Linked DNA regions of Homo sapiens: all the other regions are linked to region 2. Evidence: chromatin loops called from intact Hi-C (ENCODE). Cell type or tissue: endothelial cell of umbilical vein. All regions are shown on one strand. Links, peaks and the distances in the headings refer to the core of each region. The heading gives the core; the rest is flanking DNA. Region 1 overlaps LOC107984219 (a long non-coding RNA gene). Region 2 overlaps LOC107984219 (a long non-coding RNA gene). Region 3 overlaps ARHGAP12 (Rho GTPase activating protein 12). Region 4 overlaps ARHGAP12 (Rho GTPase activating protein 12).

Region 1 (7,461 bases), core at 1,060-6,059, 57 kb after region 2:
GAAGCAACCACTTTCTCTGTTCTCATCTCCAGATCTCCAGTACTTCCGAATTATTCATGTTTAAGCATTATCAGTTGTCTCATCACTAAGGGAGATGAGGACTCTTTCACTACCATCAACAAACATACACACCCCTCAACTCCTCCTCTTCCCAATAAGGGCATATCATGAATTTCGTTAATAATCCTTGTTTACATTATTATGACAACGACATGCCAATCACAACTGAGCCATGTAATTAGACTATGACTTTCCCTTTCTTGCTTATATGATTCTTTTATGAATAGTAATTTTTTTCTTAGTGTTCTTTGTACCAATCATTTATTCCACCCTAAACTCTCCAGTTTTATAAATCTCCTCTCAAAATGTTCAAATATATCAATTACTCTCCATTTTGTCTTGGAAGCGTCTCTGACTGGCTCTTGTCTGGACTGGTTGCTGTGTATGCTGTCACCTTGGGGGTTCTGTTCTTTTGTATGCCCTGCATCTTTCTTAGTTTACTCCCTTATTGTGGTTGAGGAACAGCTTCCCGATAAAAGGTACATAAGAAGTGACATTTTTGCTGGCCAGCACGGTGGCTCATGCCTGTAATCCCAGCACTTTGGGAGGCCGAGGTGGGTGGATCACTTGAGGACAGGAGTTTGAGACCAGCTTGGCCAACATGGTGAAACCCCCATCTCTACCAAAAATAAAAAAACGAGCCGGGCATAGTGGTGCATGCCTGTAGTCCTAGCTACTTGGGAGACTGAGGCATGAGAACTGCTTGCACCTGGGAGGCAGAAGTTGCAGTGAGCTGAGATCACACCACTGCACCACCGCAACCTGTCTTAAAAAATAAAAATAAAGAAGTAACATTTTTGGGAGCTGGTGTGCCTGGAAACCTTTTTATTCCACCTACCCTTACACTAATTGAGGCTGGAGATAACATTGCCTTGGAATTTTAAAGATATTGATCTACTTTCTTCTAATATCTGATGTTATTTGAGGCATTCAGATTCTCAGTCCTTTGTATGAAACTTTTAAAATTTTTTCTAGTTCAGGTATTCTTTGTAGTGAAATTCACAATGGCATACCCTAGTGCGGGTCTGTTTTTATATATTGTGCTGGGCATTGGAAAGCCATGGCTTTCAGTTTCACTAATGATTTCCTCTGCTGTTTCTTCTGTTCTCTTTATGGCATGCTTATTATTCAGATCTGAGGCCTTTTGTTCTGGTCTTTTCTTTCCTACTTTCCAGCTGTTCTTTTTGTACTACTTTGTGGGAGATTTCCTCAACTTCATCTTCTCACCCTTCTATTGAGTTTTTAATTTCTATTTTCAGGACTTATTTTCTGAATATTCTTTTTTTCTTAGATGGAGAAAAACCTTACAATTTCAAAACCTGAGGATATTAGTGGCAGTTCCTTAAAAATGTTTTCTTCTCCCTTCACAGTCCCACTTTGCTCCATTTTGGGTTGTGGGTTTTGATTCTACCTTTCACCCTAGAGGCATTCCTCAAATGGCTGGTGATCCTTGCCTGTCTGCACATATTGAAGAGGGGGACAATAAGCTGACTGGAAGCAACCGGCTCATAGGAGTAGGATTTGTTGACTCTGGCATTCCTGAAACTGCTGCTTCCCTGGAGACCCCCAATATCAGCTGCCAAATTTTGCACAGAATCTTCTCATCTCCTGGCTGGAAGCATAAGCCTGGCTACCAGCATTCAGACAGCCAAGTAGGGGAAAGTGCTAAGCATTAAATATTCTGAATACAGGCTGGGCACAGTGGCTCACACCTGGAATCCCAGCACTTTAGGAGGCCGAGGCGGGTGGATCACCTGTGGCCAGGAGTTCGAGACTAGCCTGGCCAACATGGCGAAACCCCGTCGCTACTAAAAATATGAAAAAATTAGCCGGGCGTGGAGGCACGCGCCTGTAGTCCCAGCTACTCAGGAGGTTGAGGCAGGAGAATTGCTTGAATCCAGGAGGTGGTGCATGCCTGTAGTCCTAGCTACTTGGGAGGCTGAGGCATGAGAATCAAGTGATTCTTGCACCTGGGAGGCAGAAGTTGCAGTGAGCTGAGATCACACCACTGAACCACCGCAGCCTGTCTTAAAAAATAAAAATAAAGAAGTAACATTTTTGGGAACTGGTGTGCCTGGAAACCTTTTTATTCCACCTACCCTTACACTAATTGAGGCTGGAGATAACATTCCCTTGGAATTTTAAAGATATTGATCTACTTTCTTCTCATATCTGATGTTATTTGAGGCATTCAGATTCTCAGTCCTTTGTATGAAACTTTTAAAATTTTTTCTAGTTCAGGTATTCCTTGTAGTGAAATTCACAATGGCATACCCTAGTGCGGGTCTGTTTTTATATATTGTGCTGGGCACTGGAAAGCCATGGCTTTCAGTTTCATTGGTGATTTCCTCTGCTGTTTCTTCTGTTCTCTTTATGGCATGCTTATTATTCAGATCTGAGGCCTTTTGTTCTGGTCTTTTCTTTCCTACTTTCTGCAGTGAGTCAAGATTGTGCCACAGCACTCCAGCGTGGCAACAGAGCGAGACTCCGTCTAAAAAAAAAAAAAAAAAAATTAGCTGGGCGTGATGGCAGGCGCCTGCAATCCCAGCTACTTAGGAGGCTGAGGCAGGAGAATCGCTTGAACCTGGGAGGTGTAAGTTGCAGTGAGCCGAGATCATGCCATTGCACTCCAGCCTGGGCGACAAGAGCGAAACTCTGTCTCAGTAAATAAATAATAAATAAGATTCTGAGTATAAACTTACATATCACCCTTTGTATCAGTCAAGGTCCAAGGGGATTGCCTTACAAATGGATACATAAAACTTTACAGGATACCCTAGGGTTAAGGGAAAGTACCCAAGGAAGGATCAAACTCTTAGATAGGGATGTCCCTCCCCAAGTTTGGGTTTCAGATCTTGCAGAGGTGTGGCTGCAGCCCACTGTATGGCAGGGACATTTGCTGGATTGCGCTGGGTGACAGCTGAGTCAGTCACCAAGGAACTTTCCTTTGAGGTACATTCAGGCTGCCACTGGCAAGCAGGGAATCATGGCCAGGACGGGCAAGAAGGAAACACACCATTGGGGTACACATGGGCTGAGGCTGGCACACTCCTCCAGAGTACAAGAGGACAGAAAACTGCAGCCACAAGCAGGGAGTGCCTCTCCAGGCTATGTGTGAGCTGAGGCTGAAGGACAGGCTCAGAGGGAGCCACCTGCCAGCTAGCGAGGTAGTCACAGGGCCAAGGCCAGAGCTGAAAGCTGGCTAACTGACTGCATACTCGGGTCACAGCTGGGGCTGAGCCATGCCTGACAACAGGATGGTAATAAGCAGCCAGGGGAAGCATGCCAGACCTGAGAAAAGTAGCCCCTTTCTCTTGTACTGACAAAGCTCAACTGTACAAAGCTTATGCTGACCATGCTAAGGAGAAATGCCTAGAGGGTCCTGCTGAATTATCAGAGCAGGCTATTGTGTTAGTTTGCTAGGGCTGCTGTTAAGTACCACAGACTGGGTGGGTTAAACAGCAGAAATGTATTGTCTTATGGTTCTGGAGGCTACAAGTCCAAAATTAAGGTGTTGGCAGAATGGATTCCCTCTAAGGTCTGTGAGGGAAAGAGCTGTTCAAGGCCCCTTTCCTTAGCCTGTAGATGCCATCTCTGCTAATCATCTCCCCTCTATGCATTCCCTTTAAGTTATATTGGATTAAGTTATATTGGAAAATGACTGCATTTTAACCTGATTACCTCTGCAGTCATGAGGTCCAGTCCCCAGGAGGAAAGACCTTGCAACAACCCAGTACCGACTACAATTCCCCAGTCCTGCCCTCAAAAGAATGATGGCCATTTATTCAGGTTACTGAACAATGGACAAAAGGGAACACCCAAATATTTTGAAGGCTGTTGGATACAGGGTCTAAGCTGACGTTGTACCTAGAAACCTAAAGCATCATCATAGGGGCCGCAGATGGAGGTATGGTTCTATTTAGGTAACATATAGTGCTCACATTAAAGCAGCACATGCTCTGTGGATCCCTCTGCTGGTCATTTCCGTGTCTCTGATGTCTAACTAGAATTGACACACTTGGTAACTGGCATGATCACTACATTACATCTTTGGCCTGTTGGATACAGGTTATCCTGTATAGTGACAAAGGCCAAACAGAAGTCTCAAGCTGCTGTGCCTGCCCTTCCCGTAGACATAGACAGGGGTATCAGCAAAGGATGTGAGGATCTTGTGTGACATGTTAATGCCTACCAGACAGTATCTACTAGGGAAGAGGAATTTAACCAATGGTTGACATCAGCCAGTCTGTCATCCGCCAGTCTGTCATCCATCGCTGCAGTGCTGGTATCGTGAGCACAGGAATGGTGTGGCCAGTGGGAGATGAAAGCTATGCACGTCCAGTAGCAACGGCTCCCACTTACAAAGGCTGATCCAATTACGTCTGCTGCCTAACGTCCTACCAGCAATATTGAGTTCAACTGTCCCTTGAAGAAACCAACTAGCAACTTGGTGGTAAGTTGAGTACATAGAGTCTCCTATCCCAGGAGGGCCTGCAATTTGTTCTAACAGAAAAATGTGAGTTTGCCTTTCTTGACGACAGAGCCTCAAGCAGCCACTGAGAGTTTTGTATGATCCACCAGCATGGGATCCCCAGTAGACTGACTGCACTACTGCACTCCAGCCTGGGTGACAGAGCAAGACCCCATCTTTTAAAAAAGCTGACCAGCCACAGGGGCTCACACCTGTAATGCCAGCACTTTGAGAGGCCGAAGGGAGTGGATCACTTGAGCTCAGGAGTTTGAGACCCGGCTGGGCAACATGGTGAAACTATCTGTACAAAAATTAGCCAGGCATGGTGGCACATGCCTGTAGTACCAGCTACTAGGGAACCTGAGGCAGGAGGACAGCTTGAGCCTGGGGGACAGACAGGTAGCAGTGAGACAAGATCACACCACTGTATTCCAGCCTGGGCAACGGAGCCAGACCCTCTCTCAAGAAAAATTTAAAAAGCATCGGGCCAGGCACGGTGGCTCACGCCTGTAATCCCAGCACTTCAGGAGGCCAAGGCAGGTGGATCACCTCAGGTCGGGAGTTCAAAACCTGCCTGACCAACATGGAGAAACCCCGTCTCTACTAAAAAATACAAAATCAGCTGCGCGTGGTGGTGCATGCCTAAAATACCAGCTACTCGGGAGGCTGAGGGGAGAATCGCTTGAACCCAGGAGGCAGAGGTTGCGGTGAGCCAAGATTGCGCCATTGCACTCCAGCCTGGGCAACAAGAGGGAAACTACATCTCAAAAAAAAAAAAAAAAAAAAAAGCATTGGAGGCTGGGCACAGTGGCTCACGCCTATAATCGCAGCATTTTGGGAGGTCAAGATGAGTGAATCACCTGAGCTCAGGAGTTCAAAACTAGCTTGGACAACATGGCAAAACCCCATTTCTACCAAAAATCCAAAAAAAAAAAAAAAAAAAATTAGCCAGACGTAGTAGCGCATGCCTGTGATCCCAGCTACTCGGGAAGCTGAGGTAGGAGAATCACCTGGGCTGGGAAGACAGAGGTTGCAGTGCACTGAGATCGCACCACTGCACCACTGCACTCCAGCCTGGGTGACAGCAAGACCCTGTCTCAAAAAAAAAAAAAAAAGAAAAGAAAAAAGAGAGACCCTGTCTCAATTAAAAAAAAAAAAAATCAAGTTCTCTGGCCATCAGTTATGATACTGTATTAATTATCCATCCCCTATCCTAGTTTGCCTGCATGAGTGTATAAATTTTCTCACTAGTTTCTATCACTCCTATATTCCCTTTTGCATCCTATTCCTTAGATGTGCTGCGATTTTTTTTAATTTGGAAAAAAAACTGTTTTCAAATTTCTCCAGGAAAGGAAAAAAAATTAATACAAAGGCTTATAGAGCACACCTAAAAGATAATAAAATAATAAAAAACCAAAAAGGAAAAAATACGAAACTAGTCACTACTGGAAGACAGTAGTGAAGCAGCTCATTTTGAAACTTACTTACAAATAAACGGAAAGAAGCATTTACCTTGTCTTTCCTACACAAACTATACACACACACCCACTAGATAACTATACAAACACACCCACTAGATAACTATAAAGTAAGAGACCAAGTTTCTCTACTGCAGCAAACAAATGAAAAAAATGCTGTGTCTGTATCCCCTATTTAGATGGATCTAGGCACTGATCATCAATAGTGACTAATAGCTCAAGAAGAGACAAGTACACATTATGTGCCACCTGATGGAATACCACCACCTATAAATACTGTCCCCATCCAACAAAACAACTATCTGAATCTGATTACGTCTGTGGATCTGAAACAAATTTATAGGAAACATAAAGGCCACAGAAATTCGTTAAATGATATGAAAGGGATGCAACTGCAGTATCTGGGAAACTACAGGGCAAAAAAGTTATTTTCTTCATACATTGCAATGAAAAAATTAGTAAGAGTCGGACTCTTCATTAATATATGAACTTCCATTGGATCTTGACTCAAACTGTTTACAAAAACTAAATATTTGAATATCAGGAAATTATAAATTTTTTGATGTGATAATGGTATTTGTTGGGTATGTTTTAAGGAGTCCTTATCTTTTAAAAATACATACTGAAATACTTAGCCCGGTGGTTCACACCTGTAATCCCAGCACTTTGGGGGAGCCGAGGCAGGCGGATCTCGAGGTCAGGAAATCGAGACCATCCTGGCTAACACGGTGAAACCCCATCTCTACTATTAAAAAAGAAAATACAAAAAATTAGCCAGGCATGGTGCGGGTGCCTGTAGTCCCATCTACTTGGGAGGCTGAGGCAGGAGAATGGCAGTGAACCCGGAAGGCGGAGCTTGCAGTGAGCTGAGATCATGCCACTGCACTCCAGCCTGGGCGACAGAGTGAGACTCCGTCTCAAAAAAAAAAAAAAAAAAAAAAAAAAAAAAAAAAGCAGCATATGTTTTTCTAGGATTGCTTCAAAATAACACGGGGCGGGGCGGGGGGTTGTTGGGGGAAGATGAGTAGATTACGGATGAAACAAGATTAGCTGTAAGTTGATAATTGTTGAGACTAACTGGTATTACTCATTATTATTGTCTGATTTCATATCTGATTAAAATTTTCCACAACAGTATAAAAACATATAAAGCCCAATGCCCCCCAAAACAAGAAAAAACAAATACCCACTTGAATTTAGGAACAGTCTTTTTAAAGTTATTCTTCAGCTAGACCTGAATGATCATTGAGGAAGTATCTAAAACACAAACGTTAACAAGTGTTCTTATCCTGGTTAATAAAACAACCAGACTCAGATGAACAATGGGGACTATACAAAGTAAAATACAGGTGACACCGGTCGGGTGCAGTGGCTCGCGCCTGTAATCCCAGTACTTTTGGAGGCCGAGGCAGGAGGATCACATGAGGTCAGGAGTTCGAGACCAGCCTGGCC
Region 2 (7,461 bases), core at 1,369-6,368:
CATAACTGACCAAGTGGAACAAAGGCAGCCTTAGACTAATTTACTGATCTTTTTTTTTTTTTTTTTAACTGTCACTGCATTGGCCGGGCTGGTCTCACACTCTTGGTCTCAAGTGTCCTCTCACCTCAGCGTCTCCAAGTGCTGGGATTATAGGCATGAGCCACTGCTCCTGGCCTTATTTACTGGCTTGAAGCCCTGCCATTGCCACTGGCAGGCATGTCACTGAAGCCTGGGACGGGACACTGCAGTACAGAGTGTGAGAACAGTTCAGCTGAACTACCTTCACTTCAAAGCCAGGAGCCTGTATTTATTTATTTGTTACTTTTTTCAATAGATACAGGGTCTCACTATGTTACCCAGGCTGGCCTTGAACTCCTGACCTCAAGGGATCCTCCTGCCTCAGCCTCCCAAAGTGCTGGGATTACAGGTGTGAGCCACTGCACCCAGCCAGGAGTCTGTATTTATATCCCCTCCTTGTACTTGCTCTAATTGTATTCAGAAGAAAAGCTGTACGTGGAAGTGCCAACCTTTCAGGAAGTGGCTACAGAATAAAGTATGACACTCCATCAAGTTAAATTAAATTAAAATCACATCTGATTAAATCATTTTAAAAGATGAGCCTGGCATGGCAACACTTTGTGTAACCACCATAGCTTTGCAGTGAGTCATGGTGAGATGTACTCCCGGTGTTATATAATATACAATGAATTCTTTGAAAAGTGATCAAAATTTCCAATACACAGTATTAAAATAAGTACTGGATTAGGTAAAGGAACAGAGCCATTTTACTGCAGTAAGATGAACCTTTTTTCATTTGAATAGCACAGAAAAATATATTGCTGATCTTTTTGCTCTTCCTGGCTTCCCCTTCACATTGCTGTTTGAATGCTTCGTCTGGAATAACTTAAAAGAGGAAGAATTCCATGGTGTCGCATACAGAAGGCCTTTCTCTGGGCAGTGCTTGTCAGTTCTCTATGTAAATAGGGATAACAAAGACCCCAAGAGATGAACAGACAAAGGACAAAGTAGACAATTCACAAAAGAGGAAATTCAGTTGTTTAACAAACAGTGGGAAAAGGTTCCATCTCACTAGTAATCAAAGATATGCAAATTAAAACACTACTGAGAGACCCAAAGTGTTTGGTTGGTTGTTTTTTTATGACAATACAGTAATGGCATCAGTGTGAAAGCTGCTTTCTTGCACATTGCTAGGAGCAGTGTAAATGGACTCAGCTCTGTTAAAAAAAAATTGGCAATGATACAAATAAAAGACAAAGCATTAAAAATGTTTATGCTTTTTGAACTACTAATTTCACTCTTAGGGATCCATCCTAAATAAGCCTAAATATGAAAAATATTTTGTATACACTAGAGCATGCATCACAGTGCTACTATTTGTAATAGCAAAAGGAAAAACTAAATAAATGTGTGATATGTTAAAGTATGGCTCACTATACTGAAACATGTGAAGCAATTAAAATTGTTTTATGAAGTGTTTCTAATCACCTAGGAAAAGACTTATGTTATCATGTAATATGAGAGATGAGGTCATGAACACTATGAAACACCCATGAAAATAAACAGGTTTTTTTAAAGATGAAGAAAACAATTATTTTTTTAAAAAGTAACTATGAAAGAAAATACACTAAAAATGTTAATTTTTTTTTTTTTTTTTAAGACGGAGTTTTGCTCTTGTTGCCCAGGCTGGAGTGCAATGGCGCAATCTCGGCTCACCACAACCTTCGCCTCCTGGGTTCAAGTGATTCTCCTGCCTCAGCCTCCGGAGTAGCTGAGATTACTGGCATGTGCCACCATGGCCCGCTACTTTTTTTGTATTTTTAGTACAGACGGGGTTTCTCCATGTTTGTCAGGCTGGTCTCAAATTCCCGACCTCAAGTGATCCACCTGCCTCAGCCTCCCAAAGTGTTGGGATTACAGGCGTGAGCCACTGCACCCAGCCAAAAATGTTAATATTAGTTGTCTTTAGACTGATGTCTTTTTACTTTTCCATATTTTCAAGAATTTTATATTGATTCCTTAGGACATTTACAGTGAACATAAAAATGTTAGAGAGAGAGAAGAGCTTAACATTTTTCATTAGAGCACCCTTAAAAAAAATATTTTCTAAGGAAACCTGAATTGCTTAGATCTCATCTCTTTTTTTTTGTTTGTTTTATGTACATCTTCGCCTATATTAGATAGATCATTGATGTACTTACCAAAACAAAAGGAAATGGTCCTGCTTCCTATGAAATTGTGTAAGCATGTGCCCTAATAACCACCTTTGTTTTAGTTCTTTCCAGTCTATTTAAAATTCTGGTCTTTATCTGACAAGCTGGAACTTCTTTACTTCTTTTTTTTTTTTTTTTTTTTTTTTGAGACACAGTTTCGCTCTCGTTGTCCAGGCTGGAGTGCAATGGCGCGATCTCAGCTCACTGCAACCTCTACCTTCCAGGTTCAAGCGATTCTCCTGCCTCAGCCTCCTGAATAGCTGGGATTACAGGTATGCACCACCATGCCCAGCTAATTATGTATTTTTAGTAGAGATGGGGTTTCTCCATGTTGTTTTTATTTTTTCCTTAACTTTTTTTTTTTTTTTTTGAGACAAGGTCCAGGGTCTCACCCTGTTGCCCAGGCTGGAGTGAAATGGCAGGATCTTGGCTCACTGCAAACCCTGCCCCCCAGGCTCAAGCAATCCTCTTGCTTCGGCCTCCAAGTAGCTGGGACTACAGGCATGTAGCCTTGCAGGCATGCAGGCATGGGCCTGGATAATTTTGTAATTTTTGTAGAGCTGGGGTTTCACCATGTTGCCCAGGCTGGTCTCGAACTCGAACTCCTGAGCTCAGGTGATCCATCCCCTTCAGCCTCCCAAAGTGCTGGGACTGTAAGCATGAGCCACCACGCCAGGCCCATATTGTTATTTTTCAAAAAGAAAGAAAGGAAAATGGTAAAAATAATGATAAATATTGGTATTATTTAGTCTCCAAAAAGAATAGCATGACCTTTATCAGAGGTATGTCTAGTTCTCAGAAAAAGAACCCAGAGCAAGAGAAAATGACAGATATTTAATAGGGGGCGAAAGTCTTTTTACATAAAACCTGTCAAAAAAGAAAATCGTGTTGTAATTTGGGACTGTAGCCTGCTGTCAGTTATTTACAGGAGTTTGAATAGCATTGGGTTGGGTTGTATTATGCCACCTAAAATCCAAACCAAATAGGTGTACCCAGTTAAACAGACTTGGGAAGAGAAGTGTGAAGTGTCAGCAGGATTCTTGAAGTCATGGTGGAGGGGAAGAGAAGTGGCCTGCAGATTTCATCAGCAGTTCTTCCGGTTCCCTCCTTTTTCCTAAAATAATCTCTCTGAATTTATCACTTCTGTTAGGAACATACAATATGTTTTTGGTACAGATTCTACTTAAATATCAACAATTTTTCCACTCTGTCAGCTGTTCTATAATATGTGATTCTGAAAACAAACCAAAAAAAAATAACAAATACTGGAACGCTTTCTGCTTTTAAAGTTTGCTCTTAAATGATGTGACCCCTTTTATGATGGATGTTGTTAGCTCCAAGGGTGCCAGATTTAGCAATCCATTATTTATCCTCTTCTCCTGGGACTCATCGTTTTTCCTACATTACCACATTTCACGTTCACAGCCCTTTTAATGCTCACACCCTGCACTGTTTTGTGTACATTCCATTCATCCTGCTCAGCCATTATGGGTTATTGCCATCTGGTGGAAAAACAGGGTTGACTACCAGATGGTAGTTTTGAAATTCCGGAAGTGAAATGAAGTTGTTTTCATCAGGGAAAAACACATTTATGTCTCATGCATATTCTGGTGTTCTAAAACAACGAGCGTTTTTCTGTTCCATTGCACATGGGGAAGTATACAACGATTTCAGCTGCTGAACACATTAAAAAATTGACTTTCTATATACACTACACAAAAATCGTGCTTGTAAAAAAGTTAGGTCCCCTTTTTATTTCTTTTTTCTTTTCACTCTGTCAACCCAGGCTGGAGTACGGTGGCAAGATCACAGCTCACTGCAGCCTCAATCTCCCAGGCTCGAGTGATCATCCCACCTCAGCCTCCTGAGTAGTTGAGACTACAGGCTCACGCCAACACAACTGGCTAATTTTTTTAAAATTTTTGTAGAGACGGGGTCTCACTACATTGTCCAGGCTGGTCTCAAACTTCTGGGTTCAAGTGATCCTCCCTCCTTGTCCTCCCAAAATGCTGGGATTATAGGCGTGAGCCACCGTGCCCAGCTGTCCACCTTTTTAAGTAATCCTGTGATCATAAAACAAAAATGACAAAACAAAATAGAGCTAAAATGTCTCAACTGCTTATCCCTTCACTAGGAAAAAATGCAGTATTAGATGTTTTCTACTTTTAAGTTCTATTATATAATAGCACACTTGAGTCATTAAGCAATTTTAGGGTATTAGTTCTTAAAATGAGATTCATTCACATTCAAAATTTAGCATAGTCTTCAAAGTGACAGGATGAATATTAGTCCAAAATGACTTAGGAGTTTCTCTTTCTCAAATTGTCATAAAATTTACTAACACTGTTACAATCCTTTAACATCTAAATTAGGCCAGGTACAATGGCTCATGCCTGCAGTGCCAACAATTTTAGAGGCCAAGGTGAGGAGATTGCTTGAGCCCAGGAGTTCAAGACCAGCCTGAGCAACATAGCAAGATCCTGTCTCTACAAAACATTTTTTTTTAATTTTTAAAGAAAAATAAAAATCTAAATAAAATGAGGTAGTAGGCCTGAGCTCCTCAAAACTATCAATATTATAAAAGACAAAAAAAGGCAGGGGGGGTGTGGTCAGGGACGGTGGCTCGCGCCTGTAATCCCAGCACTTTGGGAGGCCAAGGCGGGCAGATCACTTGAGGTCAGGAGTTCAAGACCAGGCTGGCCCACGTGGTGAAACCCTGTCTCTACTAAAAATACAAAAATTAGCTGTGTGTGGTGGCACGTGCCTGTAATCCCAGCTACTCGGTAGGCTGAGGCAGGAGAATGGCTTGAACCCAGGAGGCAGAGGTTGCAGTGAGCTAAGATTATGCCACTGCATTCCAGCATGGGTGACAGAGCAAGTAAGACTCTGTCTCAAAAAAAAAAAAAAAGGCGGGGATTTTCACAGTCTGTTCAGGCTTTTATAACAAAATACCATAAACTAGGTGGCTTACCAACAAGAGAAATTTATTTATCACAGTACTGGAGTCTGAGAAGTCCAAGATCAAGTTCCCAGCAGATAGCAGGGAATTGGTGGCCCATGCTTGTAGTCCTAGCTACTTAGGAGGCTGAGGCAGAAAGATTGCTTAAGCCCAGGAGTTTGAGGCTGCAGTGACCCATGAGCACGTTACTTCACTCCAGCCTGGGTGACAAAGCAAGACAAAGCGATACCCCGTCTCTAAAAATGAAAATGAAATTACAAATGTTTTAAAGAAGGTGCCAGCAGATTCAGTGTCTGTTAAGAACCCACTTTCTGATTCATAGATGGTGCCTTCAGTTGGGTCCTCACATGGTGGAAAGGGCCAATGAGCTCCCATGGGCATATATTACAAGGTCTCTAATTTGGTATATGAGGGTTCACCTTGGGGTTTAGGATTTCAACATATGAATTTTGAGGGATGATAAACATTTTGACCATCACAAGGATTGTTGTGGTTAAAAAGATATTAATGAGACATAATTATCAACCATATTCTTTTTTTTTTTTTTTTTTGAGACAGAGTCTCGCTTTCTTGCCTAGGCTGGAATGGAGTGGCGCGATCTTGGCTCACTGCAAGCTCCGCCTCCCGGGTCCACGCCATTCTCCTGCCTCAGCTTCCCGAGTAGCTGGGACTAAAGGCGCCCGCCACCACGCCCGGCTACTTTTTTTTTTGTATTTTTTAGTTGAGACAGGGTTTCACCGTGTTAGCCAGGATGGTCTCGATCTCCTGACCTCGTGATCCACCCGCCTCGGCCTCCCAAAGTGCTGGGATTACAGGCATGAGCCACCGAGCCCGGCCTTATCAACCGTATTCTTGATTGGATTGTGAATCTAGAAAAAGAAAAGCTTTAAGGATAATTGGAGAAATTTGAATATGGGCTGTATATTACTATTATTACGTCAATTACATTTCTTAGGTAGAACAATGCTGTTGTGGTTATATAAGAGAATTCCCTCTTCTTGGGAGATGCAGGATGAATATTTAGGTGTGGAACTTACTTTTTTTTTTGAGACAGAGTTTTGCTCTTGTTGCCCAGGCTGGAGTGCAATGGCACGATCTTGGCTCACCACAACCTCTGCTTCCTGGGTTCAAGTGATTCTTCTGCCTCAGCCTCCCGAGTAGCTTGGATTACAGGCATATGCCACCATGCCCAGCTAATTTTTTGTATTGTTACTAGAGACGAGGTTTCGCCATGTTGGTTCAGGCTGGTCTCCAACTCCCGACGTCAGGTGATCAGCCCACCTCGGCCTCCCAAAGTGCTGGGATTACAGGTGTGAGCCACCGCACTCGGCCAGAACTTACTTTTAATTGGTTGAAAAATATAAAAAGAGAAATAAAGCATCCATGGCAAAATATTAACAATTGATTAATCTAGATGAAAGGCTTATGTATGTTCATTGTTCAGTTTTCTCAAATTTTAGTTAAGCTTCACATTTTTAAAAATAAAAACTTGGGAGAAAAACACAATTGAAGAGAATGGTCCATTAAAAACCTTCAAGAGAGAAGAAATCCTTTGTCAGCACATAAAACAAGATGCCACTGACACAATGGCTAATCCACTGAGTGCATTACTTTAATTATAGGCCGGTTTACCTTATTACTAGACATCAGACTATATGGAAGGTCATTCAGTAGGATCAAAAAACATAAGTAGTTTCTACTTCCGGCCATGATGGAACAACAAGAATTGGATTTACCTTCCTACCTTAACCAGGAAACTGGATAAAAATACATGAAACACCGGTTTCCAGACATTGGACAACAGGAAGCTCAGGACAGTATTTCCTAGGAGAAGGAAAACAAATGAGATGAACCCTATCTTTGTCCCAGCTTACTGTCTAGAGAGTGTCTAGGCTGTAGCTCATGGAGGGGAAAATGCAAACAGTAAAATAAGTAGATGAAAAGTCTGTCAATAGAAATAAACCTTGAAATGGCACATATGATAAAGTTAATAAAGACATTAAAACAATTAAAGAACCATGACAAAGAGATACACAGAAGATAATAACCTATGTTGAACTTCTAAATATGACAAATACAGAAATCTACACTGGATGATATTAACAGCAAACTGGAAACCACAGGAAAAAAAATATTAGTGGATTTGAACACACAGCAATAAAAACTATCCAAAATGAAACACAGAAGAAAGATTGGAAATTAAAATGAACAGAGTTTAATGGCTATACGGCAACAAAAAGTGATATAATGTACTTGTAAATAGAGTCCCAG
Region 3 (7,461 bases), core at 1,676-6,675, 85 kb before region 2:
TCTCCCATTGTGACAACCAAAACAAGTCTTCGGACTTTACCAAATGTCCCTGAAAGGCGAAATCAGCCCTACTACGAATGATTGTTCTAGGGTAACCACTAAAATAATAAGCTTCTGTGTTAAGACAGAAGAGCCAACAGTTGCTCCCTCTCAAACCCCACTAAAATCACAACAGCGAAATGTGCTTAAAATGATGTAAACCCACAACAACAGGGAGGACAACAGTCAAGCAGATGAACAAAAAACCTGAATTACCTACACGGAAGAAAGTAGAATCTAAACCAGTATGGTGCAGACAAAGGAGAGTAGGGGAAAATAAACCCGACAAGCTTACGGAACAGAATCTGCAACTGGCTCAGCAACTGACGGTATCAGGTATCTGTGAAACTGGGGAGTGAAAGCAGTGGTACTAAAATAAGGATTAAAAATGCCAGAATCTCCTTCTACATACCTGGCTGCTAGGTGTGCAGCCCATCCCTACCCCAGCAGACATATGGAGAGTTATTCCCTCTGAGAAGGGAAAAATACTAAGATTCTGAGTTGGGGGACAATAGACACAATAGGAACATGGGTACCAAGAGAAAGAAGGGAGACTGAGGGACCACATGCAAAATGAATGCCAACACCAAGACACAGACAGCCCTTACCGTGTATAGGCAAGAGACCTAAAGACATCTGTGGACATTCTAATTAGTCCAAAAGGAAAGACCTAATGGGTCTAACACTGGGGATTCCCCAAAGAGGGGCTGACCCAGATATCCATTAAAGTTCAAAATGCCTCACAATTGTGAGAGAAAATAATTTCCATCCTAGAATTCTATACCCAGGAATACTATCAATTAAATATGAGAGGAGAAGACAGATATTTTCATACACACATAGTTTCCATTTTACCTCCCATACACAACTTTTCTCAAGAAGTCGCTGGAAGATGTGCTCCAGCCACTTTGGAAATATTAATCTTCATATAATTTGTATAGAGACCAGTAATTGAGACCCTGTATACATAGTCACTCCCATCTATTTACTAAAATAGCTAAGAAACATGTTAAAAGTTCCTATGTATACTTCAAATTCTTTTAGTCTATAATTTAGTCTTTTTCCTAATTCTCTAAAATTGTTAAATTTTACTTTATTATTGATACACTGGATAGCTTATTTTCAAATCTTTCTAATGTACAATTCAAATAAAATTTTCCTTTTTTTTTTTTTGAGATAGAGTCTCACTCTGTTGCCCAGACTGGAGTGCAGTGGTGCAATCTCGGCTCACTGCAGTCTCCACCTCCCGGGTTCAAGCGATTCTCCTGCCTCTGCCTTCCAAGTAGCTGGGATTACAGGTGCCCGCCACCACGCCCGGCTAATTTAGAGACAGGGTTTCACCATGTTGTCCAGGCTGGTTTCGAACTCCTGACCTCAAGTGATCTGCCTCCCAAAGTGCTAGAATTACAGGCATGAGCCACTGCGTCCAGCCAAATTTTCCTTTCTTGTTATAGTTAAACATGAACAATTTTTCTATTTTTGCTCTCACTTGAACACTAAAAACACAAATTATTACCAAACTAAAGCTATAAATAAACCAACTGAAAAATGGGACAAGAAGGGAGTTATTAACTACAAAAAGCTTTTGGGAGTCTGCTAAATACAAGATGTGTTCCCTGATTTTTCTAGATCCTATCTACCTGAAGTTTGCTTTTATTTGTACGAGCTAGCTGCTTTCTATAACAGCCGGATGTCCTATGCAGGTGGAGGGACTCCAACCTACCAAATGGCAGGATTTCACTCTATTCTACCAATCCTACCAAGTTACTCCTGTACGTTTAAATAATCCCAAGGCCTCTTGCCAGACTACTGAGATAAGTGTTTCTAAAACACAGCTGGCCAATTTACTGCACCATCCTGCAAGAGGTATGGAGGAAGGTGAAACCAGAAGGAGAAAAAGAGTACAGACACTTGTTAGAGAAAATAATGATTTTAAAGTGAATTGTTAGACTTAACAGAATGATTCAATTGTAGCAAAGGAATTATAATTATTTCCCTCATATATAAATAAAACAATGGTCTTGTACCGCTGACTGACAAAGAGAAAAAATGGGAAGTAGTCTGGTAGCCATACTAAGCCAATAGAGAAATATATTATTTCTATTTATTTTGCTGGGTCACATCACATTTCTATTTTTTTCTAAAAAATGTCACTGGACAGCCAGGTGCAGTAGCTCACGCCTGTAATCCTAGCACTTTGGGAGGCTGAGACAGGGGGACTGCTTGAAGTCAGGCGGCAAGACCCCATCTCTACAAATAAAATTTTTAAAAATCAGCCAGTGACATGTGCCTGTAGTCCCAGCTACTAGTGAGGCTAAGGTGGGAGGATCGCTTAAGCCCAAGAGTTTGAGGCTACAGTGAGATATCATTGCACCAGGGCTCTCCAGCCTGGGCAACAGAGCTAGACTCCATCTCTTAAAAAACTGAATTAAATTTAACTTAAAATATCATCGGCTTGTGCAGTAACAACTGAAATAGTATGTTCTAAGACATAAGGGGGTGCACTGGCACTAGACAACTTAAACCCAGTTCTGGAACTAGTACGCACACAGGTTAGCAGCTGTCCATTAGTCAGAGATTAGGAAGTAGCTAGCATTAATATTTTAGTAAAGCTTGGAAAGAATTTTTAATGATCTTAGAGATCACGTGTTTTAACATGCTGACAGTAAGAAACAAAACTATTTACTTCTTTGGTTTCTGAATAATGAAAAGAGAAAATCTGGTAACTTGCAGTTGATTCCTTAATTACTCATACCTCTTGATCCCCTGGATTTTGGAAATCTCCTTTGCTGATGCTTGCATCCCGAGTCCAACGAGGAGGTTTCCAAGTTCTTTCCTGTGTCCCTCTGTTATAGTAATAGCAACGCCCTGAGCTGTCTTTATGAGTTTCCCATTCTCCATTAATCTGAATTGCCGGGCTCCCAGGAAGTGGGGGAAGAGCAGACTGGGATATTTTCAGTTCTTGAAGGTTAGCATAGACAGGAGAATCTGGCCTTCCTTGATTTGGAGGTGTGGTTGCCTGTGAAATAAACATTTTTAAATTTCATGTTTAAACTGGTATAACATTTAAGTCAAAATTAAATGAAACAGGAGATTTATAAACAATACTAACTCATTTTAAAACATATATACAGGTGAATATATTCTGAGGAAATAATAATTTAACAGTTTTAATATTCATAGTTTCATTGAAAAATAAATAAAAGCTTCAAACCAAATCCAAAGTATGCATAATACTTTCCTTTACCTGAAACAGTGTGATGGACAGCCAAGAGCTGTGGGTTCTAATTCAAGATCTGGCACTAACAAGTTGTATGATATTGGGTAACATCACTTTACTTCTTTGAAAGTGAAATTTTTTATCTCAAGAAATGAGGGAATTGGACTAAACCACCAAGGTCTTTTTTGGCTCTCAAATTCTATGATTTTAGGCAATACTTTAAAATATAAAAAGTTTTACATATGAGTAGCACAGCTTTTATTATGAAAATTATCAAAAGAAAGATTTCATATTCTAAGCTCTAACATTAAATCAGGAACATAAGTGAAACATAAAAGAGGAATAATACTTAAGCTAAGAATTTACTACATTCTATTCCTTCTCAGGTATAATTTCTCAGAGGCTATAAACAAATCATTTAATCTCTTCCTAGCTTCCTTATTTGTGAATTTCCTAACAGTAGAAAAGTAAGAATTAGTAGTAACTCTGATTTACATGTTTAATGTTTAGCTACAGCTTTATTTTTTATTTTTAAATATCTCACTAGATGTCAGTCAAGAGCAAGCTACTTCATACCCTTTGTATAAGGGCACTGTAAATTGTATTAGGTTACACAGAACTTCAGTTGCTGAAGAAAAAAAACACACGTCTGAGAACACCTGCTTATGTTATGTATTTGTATTTCTGTATATATTTTCCTTTTACAGCAAGATTTCTTAACCCTAGCACCACTGACATTTTGAGACACAAAGTTATTTGTTGTAAGGGCTATCCTCTGCACTGTGGGATGTTTATCAGCTTCCCTGACCTCTAACCACCAGATGACAGTGGCGCATGCACACACAGACACACACACACACACACACACACACACACACACACACACACACACGCCTCCGACGTGACAACTGAAAAGCCTCCAGACACTGATGAATGTCCCTTGGGGGCAAAACTGGCCCTAGTTGAGGAACCACTGCTTTTCCCTATAAATCCTAGAATTATATTCAGATGTTCAATTACTTCTGAAATGTAACTAGAGTTTCATGAATGCTTTAAAATACTGAATTTGAAAAGAATACTGAATGGAAACACTGAATCAGTTTTATTGAAATTAAAGTGCTTTAACTTCTAAAAATATTTGTCTATAATGTTTGTGAGTTTAAATCACAGAATAAGCTCTGTGAAAACAGTAAAAATAACCCAAACACAAATACATGTTTGTGAAATGGTCACTGTTGGTCTTCTTACACATGGTAGTTATACATGTACTATATTCAATGATGCAAATTCGACTATTTTCCTTAAAACGTTAGCTTCAAATTTATCACTAAACAACATCTTTCTATGAAGAAAATCTATCCATGGAGACAGATATCATTTCTCCTTCAGATTAATTCCATATCCTAGTGAATGTGTTTTCTCTGATGAAAATAAATTCTGTTAATATAAAAATTCTATATGGCAAATCATGTCTCAGAACCTAGAATATCTAGAGAATATTTATTCAACCAATATTAAAGAAGTTCTTACTTTGCTCCTGATATTTGACTAGAACTTGGGGAAATAAAGATGCTAAGAAACAGCCATTTTCTAAATGATGTTTATGAACAAACTCTACTAAATCTTCAAGAAACAATTCCTGTTGTTTAAACAGTTTAAATTTTTAAAGTTTTTCCAGCTAGAAAAACCTGAAGTGGCCTTCAGCACAATCTATAAGGCTAGCATAATTCTGAAACAAGAGCAGAGAAGAATTAAATAAAAGAACACTGTAACATATCTCACTTATAAATATGGAAGAAAATATCCTAAATAAAACATTAGAAATCTAGCACTACATTAAATGAAACAAGCACAGATATTAAGAAAGTCTGTCTTTAGGAAATCTCATATTGTAATTCTTTAGATTCATAGATAAACACGATCATCTCTACAGACACCAAGAAAGCATTTGATAAAATTCAACACAGATTCAGGATATAACTCTTAGCAAGATAGGAACAGGTGACACTTCCTTAATTTGACTTTTAAAAATTATTAGTATTTAAACATCACAATCAACAAGACAGATAAGTTCTTCCATTAAAGTCAAGATTAAAATTGAAGTATATTATGGTCTATAAGGTTAACATAATTTTGAAACAAGAGCAGGGAAGAATTAAATAGAAGAACACTGTAAACATATCTCACTTATAACTAACTGCCAAGTATAATTGCTCTACTCAACACTGTACTGGATTTGTGCTAAGATACAAAAAATGAATTAAACTCATAAAATACGTAAAAGAAAAAAGAAACTGTCATTTGTCATTGAAATAACCAACAGTTAAAAACCCAAATCCACAAAAACTACTAAAAGAGTTTCATGAATTGGCCAGATTTTTGATTATCTAGTCAGTTTCCCATACATAAGCAATGACAAATTAGAAAATATAACAACCAAAAAATCTCATTCATAATAGGAAAAAAACTAACACAAATAAGCCTTAAAAGAAATGTATAAAATCAAGTAAGAATATTTGTAAAACCTTCCTCAGGTACCTAAAATTAAACTTCAATAGATAAACCCTTGTTCCTAAATGGAAAATAAAACCAACTTCATAAACATGCTAATTCTCCAAAAATTAACCTATAGATTCCATAAATACAATGCAATATTTGGCATACAATATTCAGTACACTGCCCAGTACACAGGAGCACTTAATGTAATTTGTTGAATGAATAAACAAACTAATGACAAACACGAACAAAAGTATGCAAACATGTATCTCCTCCAAAAAAGGAAAATTAGGGATTTGGAACCAGTTAGATGTGATAAAGAGAGGAAACTAAGAAAACATCCACGCTTCTAGTTTTGAAAAAATGATGGACAGTTGTGTCCCTTTTTAAGATAGAAACTATTGACAAATGAATTGAGCATCATGTACTCAAGCTAGGTGATTAGGCTACAAATTATGAATTTAAAATCTCCTTGCCTTCCAGAACCTCGTAACATGGTAAAGGAAAGTGAAACATGATAATAATAGACACAATGCTAGAGCTACACATGGGACACTGTGGGAGCAAAAAGGAAGAGACCCGGAAACAAGTGACTAAGCCTTAGAAATAAATAAACAGGAGTTAGCCCGGTAAAAGTTGGGGAAACAGCAGGGAGGAAGAACAAAAGCTAGGAAAAACAGCATGGTACTTTCAGGGAATGATGCTGACATACTGAGTATGTAAAAGGAGCAGCAAGTGAAAGGCCTAAGGAAAAGCAAGTAACAGCACAGAGAGTTTGAAGGTCATGTTGCAAAGCAAACATCCAGAAGCATTTAGGAAACTACTGAAGATTAAGCCAGGAAGTGCATTCTGATTTAAATTTTTAAAATATTACAGATTTTAGAGAGACGCAACTAGGAGGTTGGTACAGTAGTACAGACAGAAGATGAAGAGAGCTGCAATAGGACAAGACAGTAGGAATGCAGAAGCAGGGACAGATTCAAGAAACAATCAGAAGGTTAAATTAACATACAGGTTGTATGTTTGCTTATGTGAAGTACAGTTTGTTTTACCGTGTGTGTAGTTTTACTACAGTTAATGTCAAGATGAAGAAAAGAATGGAAAGAGAAGGGCAAACAGGAGTTACATTTAGATTGCATTAGGTTGATAAGTCTTTTCAAAACCCAAGTGGAAATGGTAATAGATTGTTGGTTATATAAATTGGGAACTCAGTTCCCAATTTACAAAAATCAGGGCTGGCCAGGCGCGGCGACTCACGCCTGTAATCCCAGCACTTTGGGAGGCTGAAGCCGGTGGATCACGAGGTCAGGAAATCGAGATCATCCTGGCTAACATGCCGAAACCCCATCTCTACTAAAAATACAAAAAAAAATTAGCCCGGCGTGGTGGCGGGCGCCTGTAGTCCCAGCTACTCGGGAGGCTGAGGCAGGAGAATGGCGTGAACCCAGGAGGCAGAGCTTGCAGTGAGCCAAGACCGCGACGCTGCACTCCAGCCTGGGCGACTGAGCAAGACTCCGTCTCAAAAAAAAAAAAAAATCAGGGCTAAAAATATAGAAGTCATTAATATACACGTGGGGTCAATAACATATGAAAGCATACAGAGTAAGTGCAAGATGAAATGAGAACCCTGGAAAATACTAAGCTGTTGCTTTATGAATTAAAATGAGAACATAAGTTTAAAGTCAGCATATGATCTTGCATAGTG
Region 4 (7,461 bases), core at 1,055-6,054, 110 kb before region 2:
AATTTACATTTTTGGTATACTGGGGACTTGGGAAATAGCCCATATGAAGTTTTATTGTAATTTTTTCATAAAGCACAGCTTAAATCTCCTTAGATACGCAAGTTTGATATTTTTCGTAAGAACTATGTTGCTCCTCAACAAAAACATTAATAACACAATTGTAAGTATGTGTGAGATTTTTTTTTTTTCTTTTTCTCATAAACCTTCATGTTGAGGGCTGACTTTCAACAGATCACAGCAAGGCAGCTGCATAAGATGTTAAAGAAGAACATTTTTAATTTGCCGCCTGCACCCCTCAAAAGCAGGGAGAAAACAATCTTTCCATCATATGGGAACTAAGTAACAACATTAATCTGAGTGGATGGGCACTGATTACTTAAGCTAGGGAACTCAGCAATTGGAAAGGCAGAGAGGTGGGAATTAAGCCCATTTTAAAAATGCCACAGCTGAATTTGTATTAAAAAAAAAAAAAAGCAGAGGCAGGAAGGAAACACAGGCATCAAAACAGGAAGAAAAATGGATGGCATAGCAGTAGTGATAGACAGCCTAAGCCTAAGGATGAGAGGGAGAGTCTAGATCAGGGATTCTCACCCAAATCAACGGATAGACTGAAACTGGAACATAACTGAGCATGTATATATGCATCACTCAAAGAAAAGGTCCAGAACTTTCACCAAATGGTCACAGGGATCAAGACCCAAGTACTAATGCTCTATTAATCACTCTAACTTGAACATAAAGAACAAAATTTGCTACACCCAAAACGTACAAATACAAAGAACAATTCCCATGCAATGTGATACATGCTATGAGAAAGCTATGCCTAACTCAACCTGGGAGAGAAAGACATCAGACAGCCTCCTGGGGAACTTGACACTTGAACTAAGGAACAGGAGTCAGCTAGACTGAAACAGCAGGAGATAAAAACAACCAACAGTGAAAGGCACAGGGGCTAAAGACAGCATTTCATATTTGAAGGATTTTAAATTCCCCCAAGTATTGGGTGAGGTGGAGAAGTGGCAAGAAATGAGGTAGCAGAAAGAATGCACTAAGAAAGGGTAGCATGACCAGGAACCAACTAGAATACTATTTTAATCATTACTATAAGAGATGATAAAGACCTGAATGTGGTGGCAGTGACAGAGAAAAGGGGCCCAATTTGACAGATTCAGAAGACAAAATTGACAGGGACTTTTGCTAGGGTGAGAGCAAAGATCTTGGGGAAACTGTCAAGCTTGAGCAACTGGGTAGCTGGTAATATCTCCACTTCAATGTTACTTTAGGGCTTTTCCTGACCACTTTTAAGTAAACTTCCCACTATTTATGACTGCCTCAGTTTGTTTGCCTTATTGTACTTACTACAGACTAAATGTTTGTGTCCCTCAAAATTTGTACGTTGAAATCTAATCTCAAATGTAATGATACCTGGAGGTGGGGCCTTTGGGAGATGATCAGGTCATGAAGGTGAAGCCCACATGAATCTAATTAGTGCCCTTATAAAAGGGAACCCTTGTTATTTCTGCCATGTGAGGACACAGCAAAAAGGAACCATCTATGAACCAGGAAGGTGCCCTCACCAGACAGTGAATTTATCAATGCCTTGATCTTGGACTCCTCAGCCACCAGAACTGTGAGAAATAAATTTCTGTTGTTTATAAGCCACTCAGTTTATATTTTTGCTATACCAGCCCCAATGGACTAAGACACCCTTAATGCAAAGTACAATTGTGTATTTTTTATTACTTTTATTACTTCATTATCCACTCCATTAGGCCGTAAGTTGGAACCACATCTGTTATGTTCATCAATAACCAGTGCCTAGTACTGTATCAAGCATGTAGTTGGCATTCAATACATATATGATGAAGTAATTTACCAATAAATTAACAGTACTATAACAAGAAAGAAATATGAGGGTCAATAACAGAGAAAATAAAGCTTTAACTATTAAATATCTAAGTTTTTGAATTTGACATAAAAATAAATAGGCAGATGGGTAATATAGGTTTGGATACACAAGTAAGAGTTAGGAAAAACATTTAAGGCAGGGCACGGTGGCTCACGCCTGTAATCTCAGCACTTTGGGAGGCCAACACAGGTGGATCACGAGGTCAGGAGTTCAAGACTAGTCTGGCTAAGATGGTAAAACCCCATCTCTACTAAAAATAAAAAAATCAGCTGGGCATGGTGGCAGATGCCTGTAATCCCAACTACTTGGGAGGCTGAGACACAGAATTGCTTGAATGTGGGAGGCGGAGGTTGCAGTGAGCCGAGATCGCGCCACTGCACTCCAGCCTGGGCGACAGAGCGAGACTCCGTCTCAAAAGAAAAAAAAAAAAAAAGAAAAAAATTTAAACAGATTTTTATTTCATACTATTTAGTATACTTTCTCTACATAATATGTGTCAAAATCAACCAATGTTTTTGTGTTGCTTACTAAGAAAGCTTCATAAAAAATATCTTAAGTCCCATAAAATATATACAAACTTATACATGAATATTTGTTGGTCTAAGTATTTGATACTCTAAAAGAAACTTTATATTAAAAATAAGCAGGAATGCTTTAATAAGGACTAGCAAATTATGGTTAAATTGAGTAACAATATTATTCTATCCTAATAGGCAAGAAAACAATAAACTTCAAATTCTACTAGGTAATCTGGGGAAAATTTCACAAGTTCATAATTACTTTGCAGGCTCCACAATTTCTAATTGATGTTGCATTCTTTTAGTAAAGTAGGTACTTCTCAATTTAGGCTAACAAGTGTGATATACCAAAATCAATACACCTGATCAAAATCCTTATCTTCAGTTAATTGTGTAATAATAAGATTTTAAAAATATAGAATAAGTAAACTTGCACAATTGTACCTATAGCATTGAAAAAACACCACTGTAATGAAACATCCAGAATGGGTAAATCCATACATAGAAACAGAATGCAGGCTAGTGGTTATCAAGGGCAGGGGACTGGGGAGGGTGAAATGGGGAGTGACTTTTAATGGGTATGGGTTTTATTTTGGGGTGACGAAAAGTCCTATAACAGAGGTGATAGCCACACACGTTGTAAATATATTAAATGCCACTGAACTGTACCCTTTAAAATGGTTACTGGTTAATTTTATGTTACATAAGTTTTATCTGAATAAAAATAAAATTTTTAAAGAGTCAATGGATATAAAAAGAATTAAACATTCATGTTTTTTAAAAAGGCCTTAGAATAGTAATATTCAATGAAAAAAATAAGCAACTTGTCCATTAATACTTCAAATCATTAAATTTTAAAATGTCTTTTTCTCTAAATTGATTAATGCATATTAATACCATAAGTGGACATACAATATCAAAGCTCAAGTTTCTGAAATGCATATTCTAAAACTTTACTCAGTATTCAGTAATTGGGAATTTTAAAATGCATATTCTCATAGGTACATTGGGACATATAATGAATAGCTTCTTAGATCAGCCCACAAAAACCTATTTAATCCATATTATAGTCAAATTGTAGACAAATATATTATTGACTTTTAAAAAATGTATATACTGCCTATTTCAAGCAGATTTAAAGGGACTACAAAAAGTAACAATCATTTAAAAATTAGAAAAGAAAAAGTTAACATGTTTAAAATTTATATTAAGGGACGAAATTTTAAATCTGGTGTGATTAAAGGAGATAGATGAGCAATCTGCAGGGATTTTTAAGGTGACATTAAGAACTGAAAATGATGATGGTATCATTTCCACTTCTAAATTTGCAGCTTCCTTCTTTCTTATCACTAAGCCTTTATACCAATCAGATTTTAACTCGCAAAGAAAGAGGGAAATATCTCCCTGTAGTAACTGGGTACGAGTGAGAAAGAGACGCAAGAATACCAGAAGCCATGCAAGCGCAGAGGAGGAACCAGAGGGCAGAGGGAGTGAAGAGATGTCACAGAGGGCAGAAACCTCCATGGGAGGGCACAACAGCATGGATGGAGCATTCAGGAAAAAAGGAATGCCATCTGGTGATGGAAAAACAGAACCACCTCTGGTAGAATTAACATGGCGGTTTGTTTTTTTCACCTAAAGGTAAAAAAAGATTGAAACAGAAGAAACATTGGCGAGGCAGTTCCCTGTGATGGCCATCAGAGGGTACTGTGAGTCCGGCATGGTCTAGCTGCTGTCAAACTTCAGAAAATGGATAAATGGGTGGTGAAATAATTTGAAAACAGTCCTTGTAACTGCATGTGCAACATTTAAAAACTTTGCTTCTAGGATTACTTAGGAATTCTCTTTTAACAAAATGAAAATAATGTATAAAAGATCTTTGTGGGAACTGTGCATTACCTACATTTAAAATAGTTTTAAAGGGTTTCCTACTTTTCTAGATGGACAGATTAAGAGTACTGTAGTAACAGTGCCTTAGATTCGTATGGCAATTCTTGCCAAAACCACCAAAATAATGTTCACTTTTATCGTTATGTAATGTTTATGTACCCAGTACTGTGCAAATAATGCAAAAGATAAGTAGATGCATGTAGTCTCTATCTGTCCTCTATTTAAACTTCTTTTAGGAATTTAAAACCTGGTAGGGAGACTAGAAGTACATATAATAACTTGCACTTATTCAATGCAATTAGTGACTTGAGAGTTCAGATAAAGAAGAGAACATTATTCTGCTACGTTAGTCTGACAAAGCTTTCTGGAAGGGTCCATCTTGATGGAGGTATAGGATTTAACTATGTATAGAAAAAGCAAGGCCCACTCTAGGCAGGGGTACTGCCTAAGCCAACATCAGAAGGAAATGTGTACAACCCCTGATTAGTGCCAAAAAGACCAGATTGCACTAGGGAATGGAGAAAGAGTTAGAAAAATGAAACAGTATCTGTGAAAATCTTTACCTCTGGGAAATCTGAAGTATCCTAATAAATAACAGTGTATCATAATTTCATAAACTAGAGAAGCCATAATAAAATTTTGTCTTTTAAAAAGCTTTAAGGTTTCATTTATTTATTCAACAAATATTTACTGAGCAGCTATTATATGGCACTGTGGGAGGTAATGGGGTAACTCTGTTCCTGCTCTAATGAAGCTTTACTCTGTCTGGTGGGGAAGACAGACATTAATAGAGAGTTGGAGGTTCCTATAAGAAATAAATAATGACAAGTTATTTTATGTAATCGAATAATATATAATCAAATACTATGAAGAGTATTATAGGAAAACTTTGCCTAACCTAGAGAATTAGAATAAAATTCTCTGAGGAAATAAAAGTTCAAACTAAGCCCTGATGAATGAATAGAAGCTAACCAGGCAAAGATGTCGGGGAGAATGTTTCAGCATGCAGAAGAAATGACACACACAAGGACCCTGATCTGAAAGGCAGGCTCCTTTGAGGAACTGAGAGAAGGGTGGTGTGGTAGGACAACAAGCAAGAAGGGAAAAGGAAATATGAGATGAGGTGGTGGAGGCACTCAGGAGCCAGAGCATGCACAGCCTTGTCATGCTCATTAAGAATTTTAGGGCTTCATTCTACAAGAAAACAGGCTGGGTGTGGTAGCTCACATCTGTAATCCCAGCACTTTGGGAGGCCAAGGCAGGCATATCACTTGAGGCCACAAGTTCAAGACCAGCCTGGGCAACAAAGCAAGACCCCTTATCTCCATAAAAATTTTTAAAAAATTAGCCAAGCGGGCCAGGCACAGTGGCTCATGCCTGTAATCCCAGCACTTTGGGGGGCCAGGGTGGGTGGATCACTTGAGGGCAGGAGTTTGAGACCAGCCTGGTCAACATAGCGAAACCCCGTCTCTACTAAAAATACAAAAAATTAGCCAGGTGTTGTGGCGCATGCCTGTGATCCCAGCTACTCGGCAGGCTGAGACAGAAGAATCACTTGAACCTGGGAGGTGGAGGCTGCAGTTAGCCGAGATCATGCCATTGCACTCCAGCCTGGGCAACAGAGTGAGGCTCCATCTCAAAAAAAAAAAAAAAAAAAAATTTAGCAGAGCGTGCTGGTGCATGCCTGTGGTCCCAGCTACTAGGGAGGCTGAGACGGGAGAATCACCTAAGCCTGGTGGGGGAGGGGCAGGTGGTTGAGGCTGCAGTGAGCTATGATGGTTCTACTACACTCCAGCCTGGACAACAGAGCGCAACCATGTCTCTATTTAAAAAACGGTAACGAAAAAAAACCCAGAAGCCATTGAAGGGGAATAGCATGATCAGCAACAGAAAAGACTGGGAATGAGTATAAATACAGAAATTAAGTAAAATTTCATCAGAGTTAAGACAGGTATCTTAACAGAAGTCACATGGAGGTTTTCCAGTTTAGGAGAACTTACAGTTAAGCTATATTATTTCCAATATTCATCTGGCACAGACTTGGCAATATATTTTACAGCATAGAAAATGAAGGTGTCTATGCCTATTAAGAAGGAGAGGATTGCTTCTTACCTTTGGACTGCTGGCCTGAGGAAAAAAAGAGTAAAGTATAATGTCATAGTATTGTCTGGGAATTTTATATTTATTTTTAAAAACAAATATAAGTTCATCACTTAAAAATATGGTATATAATTTAATCATGTAAGATACCATATTTTAAACAAAAGGGGGACTTTTAAATCAATAAAATCTGATTGTTAAACTTATTTTGATTGTGATTTTTTAGAAAAACCAATGAAATTTAATAGAAGCTCATTTAAACATTACATTAAGAGTAAATTAACTTGCTAAAATTGATTGAAATAACTGGACTACATTATAAGATATGCTTCTATCATACTAACTGTATCTTGGTGCTTTGGTGAGGAGGGAGAAGACTCATTTTCAGGAAAGCAGGGTTTTGAGGCAGTTGGAGATTCCTACAAGAAATAAGTAATGAAAAAAGTTACTCTATTTTATATAATTATATTTCTGCCTCTACTCACAGTGGGAGAGCTTAGTAAGAGAGAATAACAAATTTTTTCCTCGTTATTTTCGTTCTATATTCAGCTCCAAGCTAATAAGGTAATGATTTTAAAACTACAAACGTTATTAAAAGTTTATAAAATATGGTGCTTTTTATAGCAATTACAGTTAAATTTAAATAATGCATATGGAATTACTCAAAAGAAATGATACAAGCTGCCTTAAAATCATGATGTTATATCAGTTTGAATTAACCATATTAAAATAAGTAAAACCTAAACACTTCTGGATAAATAAGTTATAATCATGATACTAACTTGCTCTTGGTATGGTAAGTATAAATACCCAGGATTAGGCAAGGTCACAGAAATACCTTAGCAAATGCCAGAATGAGAATTTAATTTTAGTCAAAAGCTATATAAGAAATTAAATTGCTATTAGTATTTAAGGTAATTTATAGAAAACTTTCCAAAAATTAGAAATAAGATATTTTAAATTCAAGAAAGAAACCTACGATTTAAATATTAATAACTCCCCAGAAAAAAAAATTTTAATGTCTAAGCCTACAAGAGTATCATA

What was found. Peaks named below come from ENCODE experiments on the same cell type or tissue, not always from the same donor. Only the 100,000 strongest peaks of a DNase experiment are listed, where the experiment ranks them.
Region 1: a loop joins it to region 2, with 3 times the contacts of the local background. A loop is called at or near these places in 9 of 110 quality-filtered maps.
Region 3: a loop joins it to region 2, with 12 times the contacts of the local background. A loop is called at or near these places in 70 of 110 quality-filtered maps.
Region 4: a loop joins it to region 2, with 8 times the contacts of the local background. A loop is called at or near these places in 10 of 110 quality-filtered maps.

The regions. Positions count from the first base shown.
Region 1 is chr10:32,001,140-32,008,600 of GRCh38, forward strand. The region is part of intron 2 of LOC107984219 (a long non-coding RNA gene); the gene reads left to right. Among named protein-coding and RNA genes, the nearest start is that of KIF5B, 52 kb to the right of the region's middle. RefSeq lists an enhancer at 1,539-2,354. In endothelial cell of umbilical vein, for the core only: a CTCF peak has its summit at 4,022 (motif pointing left); a DNase peak (open chromatin) is centred at 4,042.
Region 2 is chr10:31,944,074-31,951,534 of GRCh38, forward strand. All of the region lies in intron 2 of LOC107984219 (a long non-coding RNA gene), which reads left to right. Among named protein-coding and RNA genes, the nearest start is that of ARHGAP12, 19 kb to the left of the region's middle. In endothelial cell of umbilical vein, for the core only: a CTCF peak has its summit at 3,735 (motif pointing left); a DNase peak (open chromatin) is centred at 3,718; H3K27ac peaks cover 1,266 bases.
Region 3 is chr10:31,858,601-31,866,061 of GRCh38, forward strand. It overlaps ARHGAP12 (Rho GTPase activating protein 12), which reads right to left. Exons shown (of 20, transcript NM_018287.7): 4 at 2,795-3,058. Among named protein-coding and RNA genes, the nearest start is that of ARHGAP12, 66 kb to the right of the region's middle. In endothelial cell of umbilical vein, for the core only: a CTCF peak has its summit at 3,828; DNase peaks (open chromatin) are centred at 3,931 and 6,361; H3K27ac peaks cover 834 bases.
Region 4 is chr10:31,832,876-31,840,336 of GRCh38, forward strand. It overlaps ARHGAP12 (Rho GTPase activating protein 12), which reads right to left. Exons shown (of 20, transcript NM_018287.7): 8 at 6,762-6,836; 9 at 6,430-6,444. Among named protein-coding and RNA genes, the nearest start is that of ARHGAP12, 92 kb to the right of the region's middle. In endothelial cell of umbilical vein, for the core only: a CTCF peak has its summit at 4,123 (motif pointing right); a DNase peak (open chromatin) is centred at 4,176.